2 separate regions of the Homo sapiens genome follow, and region 2 is linked to region 1. A link is an interaction called in ENCODE POLR2A ChIA-PET data of the cell type or tissue named here. Cell type or tissue: MCF 10A. All regions are shown on one strand. Links, peaks and the distances in the headings refer to the core of each region. The heading gives the core; the rest is flanking DNA.

What was found. ChIA-PET counts read pairs that join two places held together with the same protein. Peaks named below come from ENCODE experiments on the same cell type or tissue, not always from the same donor. Only the 100,000 strongest peaks of a DNase experiment are listed, where the experiment ranks them.
Region 2: POLR2A ChIA-PET joins it to region 1 with 5 read pairs; 3 of 35 experiments call an interaction of 5 or more read pairs at or near these places.

What each region holds. Positions count from the first base shown.
Region 1 is chr12:76,448,067-76,455,828 of GRCh38, reverse strand. OSBPL8 (oxysterol binding protein like 8) reads left to right here. Exons shown (of 24, transcript NM_020841.5): 4 at 4,841-4,978. Among named protein-coding and RNA genes, the nearest start is that of BBS10, 100 kb to the right of the region's middle. In MCF 10A, for the core only: no CTCF peak of the experiment used is centred there; DNase peaks (open chromatin) are centred at 4,908 and 6,058.
Region 2 is chr12:76,379,011-76,386,772 of GRCh38, reverse strand. OSBPL8 (oxysterol binding protein like 8) reads left to right here. Exons shown (of 24, transcript NM_020841.5): 13 at 113-194; 14 at 507-605; 15 at 2,423-2,519. Among named protein-coding and RNA genes, the nearest start is that of BBS10, 34 kb to the right of the region's middle. In MCF 10A, for the core only: no CTCF peak of the experiment used is centred there; no DNase peak of the experiment used is centred there.

The DNA.
Region 1 (7,762 bases), core at 1,851-6,850:
TATCAGTTATATGCCAAGGGATACAGAAAAAAAGTCACTGTCCCTCTTAAACTTATGTTTGAATAGTCTACTATTATGTAACTGATGTAGGAAATCATAATGATTTTTATATTCCCTAGCCTCTTTTGTCTGTATAGTTGTTAATGCTTGTGAATGGGGTGAGGGAAAATAAATAGAAACATGGGCTTTCTGGTTTTTTTGGTAAAGAGGTGCACTCTGTATACTGCTGTTTCTGCATATTCTTGTTACTTCACGGCTATCAAAATCATGTAGTAATACTTCCATCGAAAATGGATTAGAAAGGGTGAATAGAGCTAACTTTACAGTTCAGGCTGTTTTAAAGTTATTCAAGACATGGACACCTATGTTTTACTGACAGAATGCTAAAACCTACATTAATTCTGCTAGTGGTTCTTATAAAGTATTTTAAATTAGCATTAAATGTTCTGTCTGATACATACAAAAGAATATGTGTCATATGTAAATGAGAGCATAATTATACAATGAGCCCTTATTGAGCTATCACTCAGCTTAAGAACTAGAATCTTCCATGTACCTTAGGTCTTTCTGCTGCTTTTTTTTTTTTTAGATAGAGTCTCGCTCTGTCGCCCAGACTGGAGTGCAGTGGTGCAATCTCGGCTCACTGCAAGCTCCGCCTCCCGGGTTCACGCCATTCTCTTGCCTCAGCCTCCGAAGTAGCTGGGACTACAGGTGCCCACCAACACGCCCAGCTAATTTTTTTTTTTTTTGTATTTTTTAGTGGAGACGAGGTTTCACCGTGTTAGCCAGGATGGTCTCAATCTCCTGACCTCGTGATCCACCAGCCTCGGCCTCCCAGAGTGCTGGGATTACAGGCTTGAGCCACCGCGCCCGGCCTCTGCTGCTTTTTTATCCCTGAGCCTGCCCCAAGAGGGCATGACTAGGTTGTATTTTTTTCTTTTTATTATTCTTTGCTTTTTAAAAAGTCTTTTTTTTATTGTTTTTTACTCATGTATGTATCACTAGATTTTGCTTGGTTTTCAATTTTAAAAGAATGGTGTCATGGTTTATATAATTTTCTAGGACTTGCTGTTTGTAGTTACCTTTTTTTTTTTTTTTTAATTTTTTAAAGAGACAGGGTCTTGCTCTGTTGCCCACACTAGGGTGCATTGGTGTTATCACAGCTTACTGCAGCTTTGAACACCTGGGCTCAAGTGATGCTCCCACCTCAGCCTCCCTAGTAGCTGGGACTACAGATGCCTGCTATGCTAGGATTACAGTGTGAGCTACCACGCCCAGCTAACTTTTTTTAATTTTTATTTCTTTTAGAGATAGGTCTTGCTATGTTGTCTAGGCTGGTCTTGAACTCCTGGCCTCAAGCAATCCTCCCACCTCAGCCTCCTGAGTAGCTGGGATTATAGATGCAAGCCGTTGTGCCTGGCTGTAATTAACATTTTACTTTTAATATTCAATCATGTCGTTTGTTATAGAACTAGATCATTCCTTTTTAGTGCTATATACTATTTCATTATATGGATATGCCAGAATTTATTAAAATTCATTTTTCAATTGATGAATATGTTGTTTGGTTTTTGCTATTATGAACAGTGTTGCTATGAACATTCTTATTCTTGTCTCTTGGTATATACCTGTAAAAGTTTTTCTAGATCCAAGAGTGGAATTGTTGGACCCACAGGGTATTCAGTTTTATATAAGAAGCTCACATTGTTTTCCAAAGTGCTTGTATCAACTTATACTCCATTAACAGTGCTTAAGACATCTCGATGATCCCATCCTCATCAGTATTTGGTATTATCAGACATTAATTTTTGTTAATTTTACTGAGTATAAAATATTTATTATTTTGATTTGTATTTGCCTCATTACTAAAAAAGGATGAACATCTTTTCATACATTTATTGCCCATTTGCATTTTTCTTTTGTGAATCACTGTTCAAGTCTTTGCCCTATTTTGCTATTATGATGTTCTTTTTCTAATGATTTATTGAAGTTTTTTTTTAAGAACATTCTAGGTACCAACCTTTTGTTAATTATGGGTGTTGCAAATATCTTATTTTGTGCCTTTTCAGTTTATGATACCTTTAAATAAATTTATACTTTTAATATTGAACTTACTGATTTTTTAATTTTTGGGTTAGTGCTTTTTTGTGTCTTTTTAAAGGAATCTCTGTCCCAAGTTTATGAAGATATTCTCTTATTCTAAAGATTTTCCAGTTTTGCTTTTTTACATTATGTCTGTAGTCTTCATAGAACTATTCTTTGTGTGTGGTAAGAAGTAGAGTTCTCTCTACTTTTCCAATATTGATGACCAGTTGATAACCTCATATTGTTAACTGAGTAATTTATTCTCCCTATTTCTGTTGTATATCTGAGCTCCATGTATGTATGTGTCTGTTTCTGAAAGCTATCTGCTATGTTCTTTAGGTCAATTTATCTCTCTGCATCAGTACCATACATTTAAAATTATTTTTAGGAATCAAATGAATCTTGGATTTAGTAACTGAAAGAGACACCATATACTTTATGATGTTTTATAAAAATATAAAGTTGGTTTATTGACTCATTCAACATAAATTTATTGAACATCTTTAGTATGGTAGGATGCGACACCTTCAATAGGGCAGGAAGTTTACCAGGACCTGAGAATTTATGGGAAAATAAGGCAGACAAAACTTCCTTCTCTCATGGAATTTAATGTCTAATGGAGGAAGAAAAGCAATAAACTATATTTTTCAGATAATGATAGGAGCTACAATGAAAATCATGTAAGGTAAAGTGATAATAGTATAACTGTGAAGTGGTGGGTACTAACCCTAAAAAAAAAAAAATGCCAAATTGTGCCATGTTGAAATTAAGAACGTATCAAAAGTACCATGAAGAAACCAAAGGGCTTTTCTGAAGAGATGACCTTTGAGCCCAGACAACAAAGGAGAGGAGCTAATAATGTGATGATCTGGGGTAGGAATATTCCAGGTAGAAAGAGCAAGAGATAAAAGCCCTGTGACTGGGCAAAAGATGGCCTTTCTTGAGGAAATACCAAGAAGACTATTACGGCAGGAGCCAAGTGAGTGACAGGAGAGTAGTAGAGAATGAGGTTGGAACAAGTAGCAGGCCAGACTGTGTTGAATTTCCAGGTTATGGATTATATTGTAAATGTAATGGGAAGCCAGTGAGGATATTTCTGCATACTGGAAATCTAATTTATGATTTTAAAAGATTGCTCAGTAAGAGAAAGAGAAAAATAAAAACACATCTAAGGTTTTGGCCTGAGAAAGTAGTGGGAGGGGAGTAGTGATGGCATGAACTGAGTTTGGGGAGAGGCAGGTTTGAAGGATGAGCAGAATCAAAAATTACATTCTAGATAAATTTGAGATGCCTGTAAATAATTAAGAGGTGATTATAAGGCAGGCAGTTGGGTATGTAAGTTTGAGTTTAGGGGGAGATAGGAAGTTGGGAGTCATCAGTCTATACATTTTTTTAATTGACTTGGAAAAATAATTTTTTATATTTTGGATGAAAAGTGCAAGTGTTTTTGTATTTTTACTTTGGAATCTAAGGAGCTGAAATAAAATTTTGAAAACTATCGCAACAGAAAACATTTTAAACCAATTAGATTTAAAGGACATGATGATAAAAAGGTGAATGTGAAATTCTGAATGTCTGTATTGAAAAATAAAACCTATGGTGGAGACTAAACCGTCTTTTTTTTTTGAGGTGGAGTTTCGCTCTTGTTGCCCAGGCTGGAGTGCAATGGCATGATCTCTGCTCACTGCAACCTCTGCCCCCCAGGTTCAAGCGATTCTCCTGCCTCAGCCTCCCTAGTAGTTGGGATTACAGGCGCGCCAACACGTCTGCCTAATTTTTGTATTTTTAGTAGAGACGGGGTTTCGCCACGTTGGCCAGGATGGTCTCGAACTCCTGGCCTCAGGTGATCCACCTACCTCGACTTCCCAAAGTGCTAGTAAATCGTCCTTTCTTAAGATGAAACTCGAGTTTTTATAGGCTGAAAGCACAGGAATATAAAATGAAAGAATGTGGAGATCCTCAGGTACTTTGGACTTGGCAGTTTGCCCTGTTTCTTCATTGAGTGTTTTCACTTTGTTTCTGCTCTCTGAAACTGGGCATGGCTCGCTATTACTGAGCGATAGATAGTAGGATGGCCAAATGGGTGAGAAGCAACTACAAAGCACTACTTAAATTGTTTATTGGGGCAGCAAGCTTTAAGAGACAGACTTTGGAACCAAATGGTTCTGAGTTAGAATCTTGCCTCTATTACTGTTTAGCCTCAGGCAAGGCAATCTCTGACCCTCAAGTTTCCTCCTCTCTAAAACAGTTATCATACCGACTTTTCGTGAAAATTAGAAATTAGAGTAGAAATTCTAGCGAATGTCAAATATTATTTTATACTGCTAGTAATTTGTAGTTTTTCTGATTACTAATGAGGCTGAGTATCTTTATATGTTTATCGACGATTTGTATTTTTTTTTTTGGGAAATGACTGGCTTTGGCTTATTTTGTTGGTAAATATAAAGAATAAATAGCACAATGAAAGGCACACAGTAAACCTTAGGCCTTTCATTATCAGTTGGATATGTATTTTCATTATTATAATGTCTATAATTTGTATATTTGACTCAAACATACCTGTCAGTTCTTCTTGGATCAGTAACAAACCAACATGAAAACAAGATGACTGTGAGAATTTATTAAAGTATTGAGTTGGTAAAATGAATATAACCACCAAGGCCATTTCAGTTTTGATCTTATTCCATGTTATTAACTATACTATTATGTAAATCTGTGACTTCAGTACTAATTATTTTTCCCTTCTTTCCTTGAGCTGTTGTAGCAAACAGTGACGAATCTCAGCTTCTGACACCAGGAAAGATGAGTCAGCGCCAAGGAAAAGAAGCTTATCCAACGCCAACCAAAGATTTGCATCAGCCATCTCTTAGTCCAGCAAGTCCTCATAGCCAGGGTAGGAAGTTGTGGTTTTCATGTTTTGTCTTGTTTTTGTTTTTGTTTTTGGAGGGGAGAAGGGGAGAATGACATTTGGGGACTATCATATTTTTTTTCTTTTTAACTATTTGGTTTTGTAAGGGGTTTTGTTTGTTTTGTTTAGGTCATCTATAATACTCTTGAAATGAGTACACTTTCCTTTAGACTTTTAATTTTTTTTAATATTCTCCAACATACTTCGTTAGTTATATCATTCATCTAATTTGGCGATTCTCACACTTTGTGGTCTCATGGTTCCTTTGTAGTCTTAAAAATTATTGAAGACTGTGAAGTGCTTTTGTTTATGTGAGTTATATCTATTTTATTATATTATAAATTAAAACTAGAAATTTAAAAATTTAATTCATTTAAAGTAATAAACCCATTACATGTTAATGTAAGTAACATTTTTATTAAGAACTACAGTGTTTTCTTTCCCTCTACTCCCCAAAAAGTTGATTGAGAAGGTTGGTAATGGTTTATCCCAGGACTTCTCAACCTTCGAACTATTTTCAGGACTTCTCAACCTTGGCACTGTTTTGGCCTGGAAAGTTCTTTGTTGTGGAGGGCTGTCCTATGCATTATATGATGTTTAGCAGTATCCCTGGCCTCTACCCAGAAAATGTCAATAGCAGTTACCCCAGTTGTGACAACCAGAAATGTTTCCAGATGTTGCCAAGTATCCCTTGAGGGACAAAACCATCCATGATTAAGAACTGCTTTTTGGCGGTTTTTGCAAATCACTTTAATGTCTAGCTTAAAAGACACCTGCATTTTTGTATCTGCTTCTGCAGTCTGTTGTGATGTGATGATCCGATTGAAGTATATGAATAAAATCTGGTCTCATGCATATATATATATGGGGGGGGTTTATACATAATTATAGATATTCTTTGATAATATGCCAAAACTTGACTAGTAGTAATTTTCTTTATGTTAATTGCAATCTGGAATCTGAAACGCTGTCAGTACACTTTTCATACTCTGTTAAAATTCACTCTTGAATTTTGAATGGCTCTTTACTCATGCATGATTTTGTAACATCATGCATTAGTCATTTGGAAAATATTTGCTCACTGAATTATGCAGATCTTCCAAGTGTTGACACATTAAAAAATATAGTACAGAGAAGGGCTTTATGTATGCTTCTCATTCTGTTGCACAGAATATTAAAATCTTACGTACTAAAGGTTCAAGAGCAATAATTTTTACTTCTTCATCAAGGACATCTGTAAGTGAAACTGTCATTCTTCTGTGAGTGCATGACTGAAGAATTCAGTGCCTACTACTCCAGTTTGGTGCCTCTGCCTTGATTTATGCTAAGTTGCCAGCAGTTTTACCCAAGATTGCTTTTGTGCCATCAATGAAAATGGCAACATAATGAAAAAGTATTATGAAACTAGTTTTCACCTTGCAGATCCTCTAGAAGGGTCTTTGGGTACTCCCAGAAGTTCAGGGATCACAGTTTCTAATTCATAATTGATAAGTTTTGTATAATGGATTCTGCTCCTCAGCTGAAGTTTATTTAATCAAATGTACGGAAATCTCCTGTGGTACTACTCATAGCTGTGGTGGAAGGACTTCTGCTTTTAAAACTGAGAAATGAAATTTGGTGTTTTGAAAGTTAATGTATACTTAGGTTATTGAGTATTTTTAAAAATTAAATTTAGAGTTCTGTCATACTTTGTAATTAGTCAGTTTTGATGTTGTAACTTTATGAATTATCTTTTGAAATTTGGCTTTAGTAACTTTTCAAATGAGTACTACCTTGTAAATAGTAAGTTACATGATCATTTTCTACTTTCTTTCTTTATTTTTTGAGACAGAGTCTTGCTCTGTCGCCAGGCTAGAGTGCAGTGGCGCGATCTCAGCTCACTGCAACCTCCATCTCCCGGGTTCAAGCGATTCTCCTGCCTCAGCCTCCTGAGTAGCTGGAATTACAGGCGCATGCCACCATGCCCAGCTAATTTTTGTGTTTTTAGTAGAGACGGGATTTCACCGTGTTGGCCAGGATGGTCTTGATCTCTTGACCTTGTGATCCGCCCACCTTGGCCTCCCAAAGTGCTGGGATTACAGGCGTGAGCCACCGCACCCATCCTCTACTTTATTTCAATAGAAAATGTTTATCTAGTCATATATTAGATGGAAACACTTTCATATAGCATGGTAGGAACTATAAAAATTTATGTAACAAGATGAAAATAATTACTATAACATATATTGCTTAGTTGTCGATTGTATTTTTGAAAAGTTAGCATTTTTGTTGCCAAAATGCTTTTTGGAAGACCTGAAAAACGATATATGATACACACTCTGGTATAAATAAGCTTCATTAAGATAAAATTCTGAAACAATGCAACTGACCTGGTTTTTTTTTGCACTGTGCATCAGAATTTTGGCTATAATAGATATGGTTTCTCTGATGCATGTATCTGTGCACTAGAATATTTAGAGGAATTCTTTAACTTAGGAGTTAATGAACCAACAAAAGGGTTAGTTACTAATAATTAAAACTACACTTGTTTATATTTATTATGAATGTTTTCAGGCAAACAGGGAAGTTAAAAAAAGAGTACAGTGAACACTAATATACCCATTGTATAGATGTAAGGAGTTATTAACCTTTTGTTTTGTTTGTTTCATTTATTTAGGGTACAGCGTGAATATTTAGAGTAAATTACAGACTTCATGACGTACCCCAAAATACTTAATGTGTCTCTAAAAAATGAGCACATTTTCTTATGTAACCATAAAACCTTTATTA
Region 2 (7,762 bases), core at 1,500-6,499, 69 kb after region 1:
AATAAGAATTATGTTTTCCAATCATGTTTCATACTCGGTTATTGGTTAATAAATGTGAGAGAGAATTTGTGATACATTTTTTAAAATTTTTGTTTACCGTTTTGTGTTTTAGGGCAGCTCTTGAAGAAAATCCTTATTTCCGTTTGAAGAAAGTAGTGAAATGGTATTTGTCAGGATTCTATAAAAAGCCAAAGGTAATAATGTTTGTTTACATTTTATTGTCTTTAGTGTTTTATGAATTCTTTATATTTTATGTAATCTGTAGATTGTGTGTTAACAGTTACATTACTGGGCTTCTTTGACGTAGCAAAATTGCAAAATACCTGATCATTTAGACATGTATTATGATTGAAGTCATTTAATTTTATTTAATGTAAATTTTATTTACTTTGAAATTTTATAAGGACGGTTCCCAGATGGTAGAGTTAAACCCATTTTGACTAGTTTAAACTATTTTGAATCCTTTGTATTTGTAATTTGAAATTGCTTTTTTTTTTTTTTACCAGGGACTGAAGAAACCTTATAATCCTATACTTGGCGAGACTTTCCGTTGTTTATGGATTCATCCCAGAACAAACAGCAAAACTTTTTATATTGCTGAACAGGTATTAGAAATGCATGTATGGAAACAAAACTGATCTGGAAGTTATTGGAATATTTTTATAGAAAATATTTACCCAGTAAACTCAATATTATTTAGCCTTTCTTATTTCTGAACATTTGGTAAACATTTAACCTTTTAATATTAAATACTACTAAAGTACTACTAAATATATTCATAGGTACTATTATTACAGTCATGGAATCCTTTGACCAAAAATAAATCTTTATTTTTCCTTTGCTATGCCCCCTGCCCTTTTTTTAATTTTTTTTTTTGGCTGAGCTCATATTTCCTAAACAACTTTTGATCATGCTCAAAATTATTCAGTGGTGTGGCATTCATTTGTCTGGCATTCAAAGTCCTTTATATCTTTTCCAAATTTATCTCAAATTAATACCTTTCTAGTTCTCCACAGTAGTCAAACCTGTGCAGTTCATGACTAGGTAACCTGATCTAGCACTTTCTTTCCTCATTTTTAAATTTAATTCTCACACTCCAGTATTTCTTCTTAGCTATTCTTTATCTAAACAAACCCTGACCCGCTTATTCTTCATGATGCACATGACTGCAGCTCCCAGTGATTTTTCCCTTCTCAAACTTCTGTATTGTTTTTTGTGATTATCCATTAAGCTCTTATTTTAACATTTGTATCGTTTACCTTTTTACAGAATATTTATTTTCCTAATTGAATTGTTAGCTTCTTTAATTCCCTCTTCTCCCCTATGATACCTCTCTTTTTGTTGTATACAGACAGAAAATATTTTAATTTTTAAACTTTCATTAATTTGAACTCATATACATCCATAATCATGATTTTCAGTCTTCTGTCTGCATAAACTTGAGGAATACGACATTCTCTTTCAATAACAGTGGCTCCTTATTATGGTAATTCTCACTTTGAGTGTAAGGAGAATGAAAAGACCATGTGTTCTTTGAAAAACCTTCTTCTCCTAGAGGTTTTGATAACCCCCTCAAGTCAAAACCACTTATCTATATTAATTTTTTAAAACTCAATGATTTAATTCTTCATGAAATTAAGAAGCTTGAAATGCTGATTTTAGTTTGTCTCATGTAAGAGAACATTAGAAGTAAATATATTGTTGAAGGCATTAGATTATTAAATAACATGTTTTTTGTTTTTGTTTCCTATAGTCATTCAGTAATCCATATGAAGACTAATCACTGTATTAGTTATCCATTGCTGTCTAAAAAATTAGTGCCAAAACTGAGTTAAAGCAGTATTTATTATCTTATATGATGAGGTACAGGAATCTGAGAGCTGCTTAGTTGGGTGGTTCCTGCTCAGGATTTCTAATGAGCTTGCAGTCAAACTGTCAGCCAGCTTTGCAGTCATCTACAGGCTTGACTGGGCTGGAAGATTCACGTCCAGGTTCATCACCTGGCTGTTGACAGAAGAGCTCAGTTCCTCACCACGTAGCCCTCTCTGTAGGGTTTTTCACAATCTCAAAGCTGGCTTTTCAGAACTAATGATTGAGAGATAGGCAGAGAGACAGCCCCCAGCATGGAAGGTGCTTTGTAACCTAATCTCAGAAATTACATAGTGTCACTTCCACACAAACCAACTTCAGTACAATATAAGAGGGGCCTATGTGACTACCAGGAGGGTGGGTCTCATTAGGAGACAGGAGGCTGGTTACTATAACCATCAATATTTAATTTTTACTACTTATTAAATGTTTTTTCTTACTCATTATAAGACTTGAACTTTTGATAATGGCACAATAATATGCTTATCTTTTTATATTTTATATAAACATGTTTTTATATTTTATATATGCATGTTTTTCTTATGTTTAATAGGTGTCCCATCATCCACCAATATCTGCCTTTTATGTTAGTAATCGAAAAGATGGATTTTGCCTTAGCGGTAGTATCCTGGCTAAGTCTAAGTTTTATGGTGAGTTTTCCCGTCCCAACTTGCACCCTCTCCTGGGAGGTATTATTTTCTGGTGAGCTTTTATTTAGGCAGTGTCATGGGCTATTTTCAACAAGGAGTTTGTCATTTTAAGTATCATCTTTCCTTGAATAATGGCTTTTTTCTGCCCACTCATAAATAAAGGTGTGGCTTATGTATTCATCACATATATGTGAATATATCACAAACATTTCTTATGAAAAGACAGAATGATTGCCCATTATAGCCCTTTAGTGCATAAAGTGTTTCTTTTGCCTTTAGTCTGGCCAGTTTTTTGTGTTTCATTTCAGTGTATCTAAGGGATTAGTCTTTCTATTTTAGTCTTTGAACAGAGAGGAAGAATCCAAGTATGGTTACGATACCTGGCCCAGGGTCAGTCAGTAAATATATTTAACTTTGGACTAAATAACATACCAAAAAAACTGTTTGCAAGTACAAGGGAAAATAGAGAAATGGTTATAGTAGGAAACATTAATATAAAAACTTTGATAGTTCAAACAAATCATTGCCAAAGCTATATACCAGTAAAACATATCTAACCTTAAAATGCTTTTATATAGTTTTAAAAAATATTTAAATGAAGAAGAACAATTAAATTTCAACCAAAGAATTTTAAACCTGAGTGAAAAAAATCATTATGATAAAAAAGGAAAAATAAAGTATGTAAACAGAAATCCAAGGTCTGGTTACCTGAGCGTGTGGTGAGCCATAGTTCAGTCTGCAACAGGGATATCTAAGAGTAGTTTTTGATCAGGAACGTGGTGTGTATTGTTATATTTCTTCAAGGTGTCTTTTATTTCCCTTGATGTTCGTTTTGGTTTGGTTTTGGGTTTTTTTTTTTTTAACCTTGTTTTGTTTAAGATGGTGATTGCTTGTTTTTTTCCCCTTAAGTTTATCTATATTTCATATTTGATATATTTCTTACCTACTTCACCTTTCATCCCTCCATTCTTCTACCCTGACTATAGTATAAATGGCTTTTCTGAGTGTGTGTTCTACCCTTATAGAAATTTTTATTGAGTACGAGGTGCATAGCTCACTTTCTGGGATTACTTCATCAGTGGGCCTTTTTTCTGTGTTATAGTACAATTTATATACATCAGAGCTATCTGTTCCTTTATAATTTGAAAGAATCTATTAAATCCAGAATGAATTTAAGATCGTCAGAATTGGTAAACATATGGGTAAATTCAAAAGACATTTTTTCTTATTTTTTCCTTTTAATACATGTAACCATTCAAAACAGAAATGTCAGCATTATCTTGTGAGTTTTATAACATATGCAGATTTAACACATGTAACTACAGTACACAGCCCTGGAAGAGAATGGACCTAGAGATAGCAAAATTTTCTATTCTATATAAAGTGGTCAAAGATTAACTGTGAGTGCAATGGCACAATCTCGGCTCACTGCAACCTCTGCCTCCCGGGTTCAAGCTATTCTCCTGCCTCAGCCTCCCAAGTACCTGGGATTACAGGCACCCACCACCACACCCAGCTGATTTTTGTATTTTTAGTAGAGATGGGGTTTCACCATGTTGGTCAGGCTGGTCTCGAACTCCTGACCTCAAGTGATCCACCCGCCTCAGCCTCCCAAAGTGCTGGGGTTACAGGCGTGAGCCACTGCACCCAGCCGACTGTGACATTTTAAAGATTAATATTGTAATCCCTAAAGCAGTGGTTCTCCTCAGGAGACATTTGGCAATGTCTGAAGACATTTTGGGTTCTCACAGTTGGGAGATCCAGTAGGTAGATGCCAGGAATGCTGCTAAACATCCTGCAATGCACAGAACAACCCCTTACAACAAATAATTATCCAGTCCCCTAAATGTCAGTAGTGCTACCATTGAGAAGCCCTACACTAGAGCAAACACACACACACACAAAGAAAAATCGCCACCAAAAAGTATAGGTAAAAAATCAGTAAGAAAATTAAAATGAAATTCTTTAAAAAATTTAAACAATAATTTAAATAATGTATAAAAGAAACAGGAAAGCCCAATCAAGGAACAAAAATCAGAGGGGACAGATAGAAAACACATAGCAAAATGATAGACTAAAACCCAATAATATGATTGTATCAGTCTTAATGGCCCAAATAATCTCATTTAAAGACAGTGATTATCAGATTAGCTAAAACAGCAAGGACCAACATACCTTAAATGTAGACACACAAATAGGCTGAAAGTAAATGGAAAGTAGGCCGCGCATGGTGGCTCAGGCATGTAATCCCAGCACTTTGGGAGACCAAGGTGGGTGGATCACCTGAGGTCAGGAGTTCAATACTAGCCAGGCCAAAATGGTGAAACCCTGTCTCTACTAAAAATACAAAAATTAGCTGGGCATGGTGGTGTACACCTGTAATCCCAGCTACTTGGAGTGCTAAGGCAGGAGAATCACTTGAACCCGGGAGGCAGAGGTTGCAATGAGCTGAGATCATGCCACTGCACTCCAGCCTGGGCAACAAGAGCAAGACTCTGTCTCAAGAAAGGAAAAAAAAAAAAAGAAAGTAAATGGAAAGTAAAAGTTAAAAGCTAAACTATGCAAGTATTAAGTACAAGTAGGGTTAAGTGAGTATATTAATAAAATAGATTTCAAAACAAAAAGTGTTAATAGAGATAAAGAACATTTCATAATGAAATAAAAAGGTTCAGTACGTCAGGATAACATAATAATCATAAATGCCTGTGTATCTAATCACAGAACTTCAATGAAGCAAAAATAGACAGAATTAAAAGAGATAGAAATTTGAAATGGACAAATTTCTTAAGAGACACAAATTACCACAGCTGACCCAAGAAGTGGTGTAAAATTGTAATAGCTTTATATCAGATAAATTGATTTAGTAATGTAAAATATTTCTTCAAGGATATACTCCAGGCCCAGATGTCTTGAGTTCTTCTAAAGATTTAAGGCAGAAATAACAGTTCTACACAATTTTTGGCATAAAATAGAAGAAGAAAAAACACTCCTCAGATCATTTTATGAGGCCAGGATTATCCTGATTCCCCAAACCAGAGATTACAAGAAAATAAACTACAGATCTAATATCCTTATACATGTAAAAATTCTTAAGTAGTAACAAATCAACAGATAGGGAGAATAATATATGGACATATAAATAAAGGTATCATGATCAGTATATTAAAAGAATAATATGATGAAATGGATTTTATCTCAGGAATACAAGGTTGGTTTACCATCTGATAAACAATGTAATTTACCATATTAATAGAATAACAGAGAAGAAAAGTGTGATTTCGATAGATATGGAAAAATGATTTGACAGAATTCAACACCTATTTATTTCTTAGTCCTCAAGGAACTAGGACTAGATTAAAGGCATCTATGAAAAATATATAGCCAACTTCATACTTTTAAGGTGAAAATTGAATAATTTCTACCTAAGATCAAGAACAAGGCAAGGATGTTTACTCTCATTACTTCTATACAAAATTGTATTAGAGGTCCTAGCCAATGCAGTAGGCAAATTAAAGGGAAAAATAGCATACAGATTGAAAGGAAGAAGATAAGCTATTTATATACCAGATTACATAGAAAATCTTCAAGAATATACAAAAAAAGCTCATACAACTAATAAGTGAATTTAGTAAGGTCTCAAGATGCATGGTCAAAAAAGAAAAATCAGTTGTATTTCTATATACTAGAAATGAATACTTGCAGAGGGTTTTTTTTTTTTTTTTTTTGGGACAGTGTCTCACTATGTTGCTGGTCTCAAACTCCTGAGCTCAAGGGATCCTCTCACCTCAGCCTCCTGAGTAGCTGGGATTACAGGCACACATCACCATGCCTGGCTCAGAATGAAATTTAAAAACAACTCCAATTATAATAGCATCCAAATAATGTATTTAAAAATAAATTTAATAAAAGATGTGTAAGTCGTGTATACTGAAGACTAAAACATTGCTGAGGAAAATTAAAGAAGATCCAAATAAATGGATAGATAGACTATGTTTATATATTGAGATATTTAATAGTGTTAAGATAATAGAGCTCCCTTAATTGAGCCATAGACTCAGTGCAATCCTAATCATAATCTAAGCAGGCTTTTTTGAAGATATTGGCAAGTTGGCTCTCAAATTACGTTGAAAAGTCAAGGACCCAAAACAGCCAAACAATTTTGAAAAAGAACAAGAAAGGTCTTTCACTGCCTGATTTTAGAATAAAGCTAAGGTAATCATTACAGTGTGGAATTGACGTAATGGTAGATGTATAAATTAATGGGATGCAATAGAGTTCAGATGTAGACCTGTACACATGGTCAAATGTTTTTTGACATGGGAGAAATGATTGTCCATAGTTAAACATACATTTACCATGAACTCAGAAATTCCACTCCTAGGTATTTGCCCATGAAAAATGAAAATAGATGTCTACATAAAGACTTGTACGTAAATGTTCTTAAGTATACACAACATTATTCATAACAATCCAGGACTAAACACAACTTAAGGACCATCAACTAGTAAGGAAATAATCACAACTACAGAATGCTAACTAGCAATAAAAAGGAATAGAATTCTTATACAACAATGTGGATGAACCTGAAAGACATTGTGCTAATTGAAGGAAGTAAAACACAGCAAGCTACATATTCTATAATGCCATCTGTACAGAATTCTAGAATAGGTAAAGCCAGTGATTTAAAATGCACCATTGGTGTCCTGGGGCTAAGGGAAAGGATTGACTGCTCAGGGGCAAGGAGGAACTTTTTGGGGATAATGGGAAGTTCTATATCTTGATTGTGGTGGTGGTTATATGACTCTGCAATTTCCAAAACTCAAATTTCACACTTAAAATGGGTTAGTTACTGTATGTAAATTTATACTTCAGTAAAGCTGAGAATAGAAGGAGAGAAAATGCATACAGGAGAAAACTTAGAAGAAATTACCATAGTATTTTATCGTTGACTGCATTTTGGTGCTTTATATATATTTTTTATTTTTCTAAATTGTCTATAGGATTAATTATAAGCATTTAAAGCTTGAGATTTGTAAGTAATGTGACTTACAGCTAAAAAATAATGGTTTTATTCAAAAAAGAAAATTAGGCTATACAGTGAAACAGTGTTTTATTAAGATTAAGTATTCTACATGTTTTCTCATTTTCTTGTAACTCTCATAAAACAGGCCGGGTGCAGTGGCTCATGCCTGTAATCCCAGCACTTTGGGAGGCCGAGGTGGGCAGATCACCCAAGGTGGGCA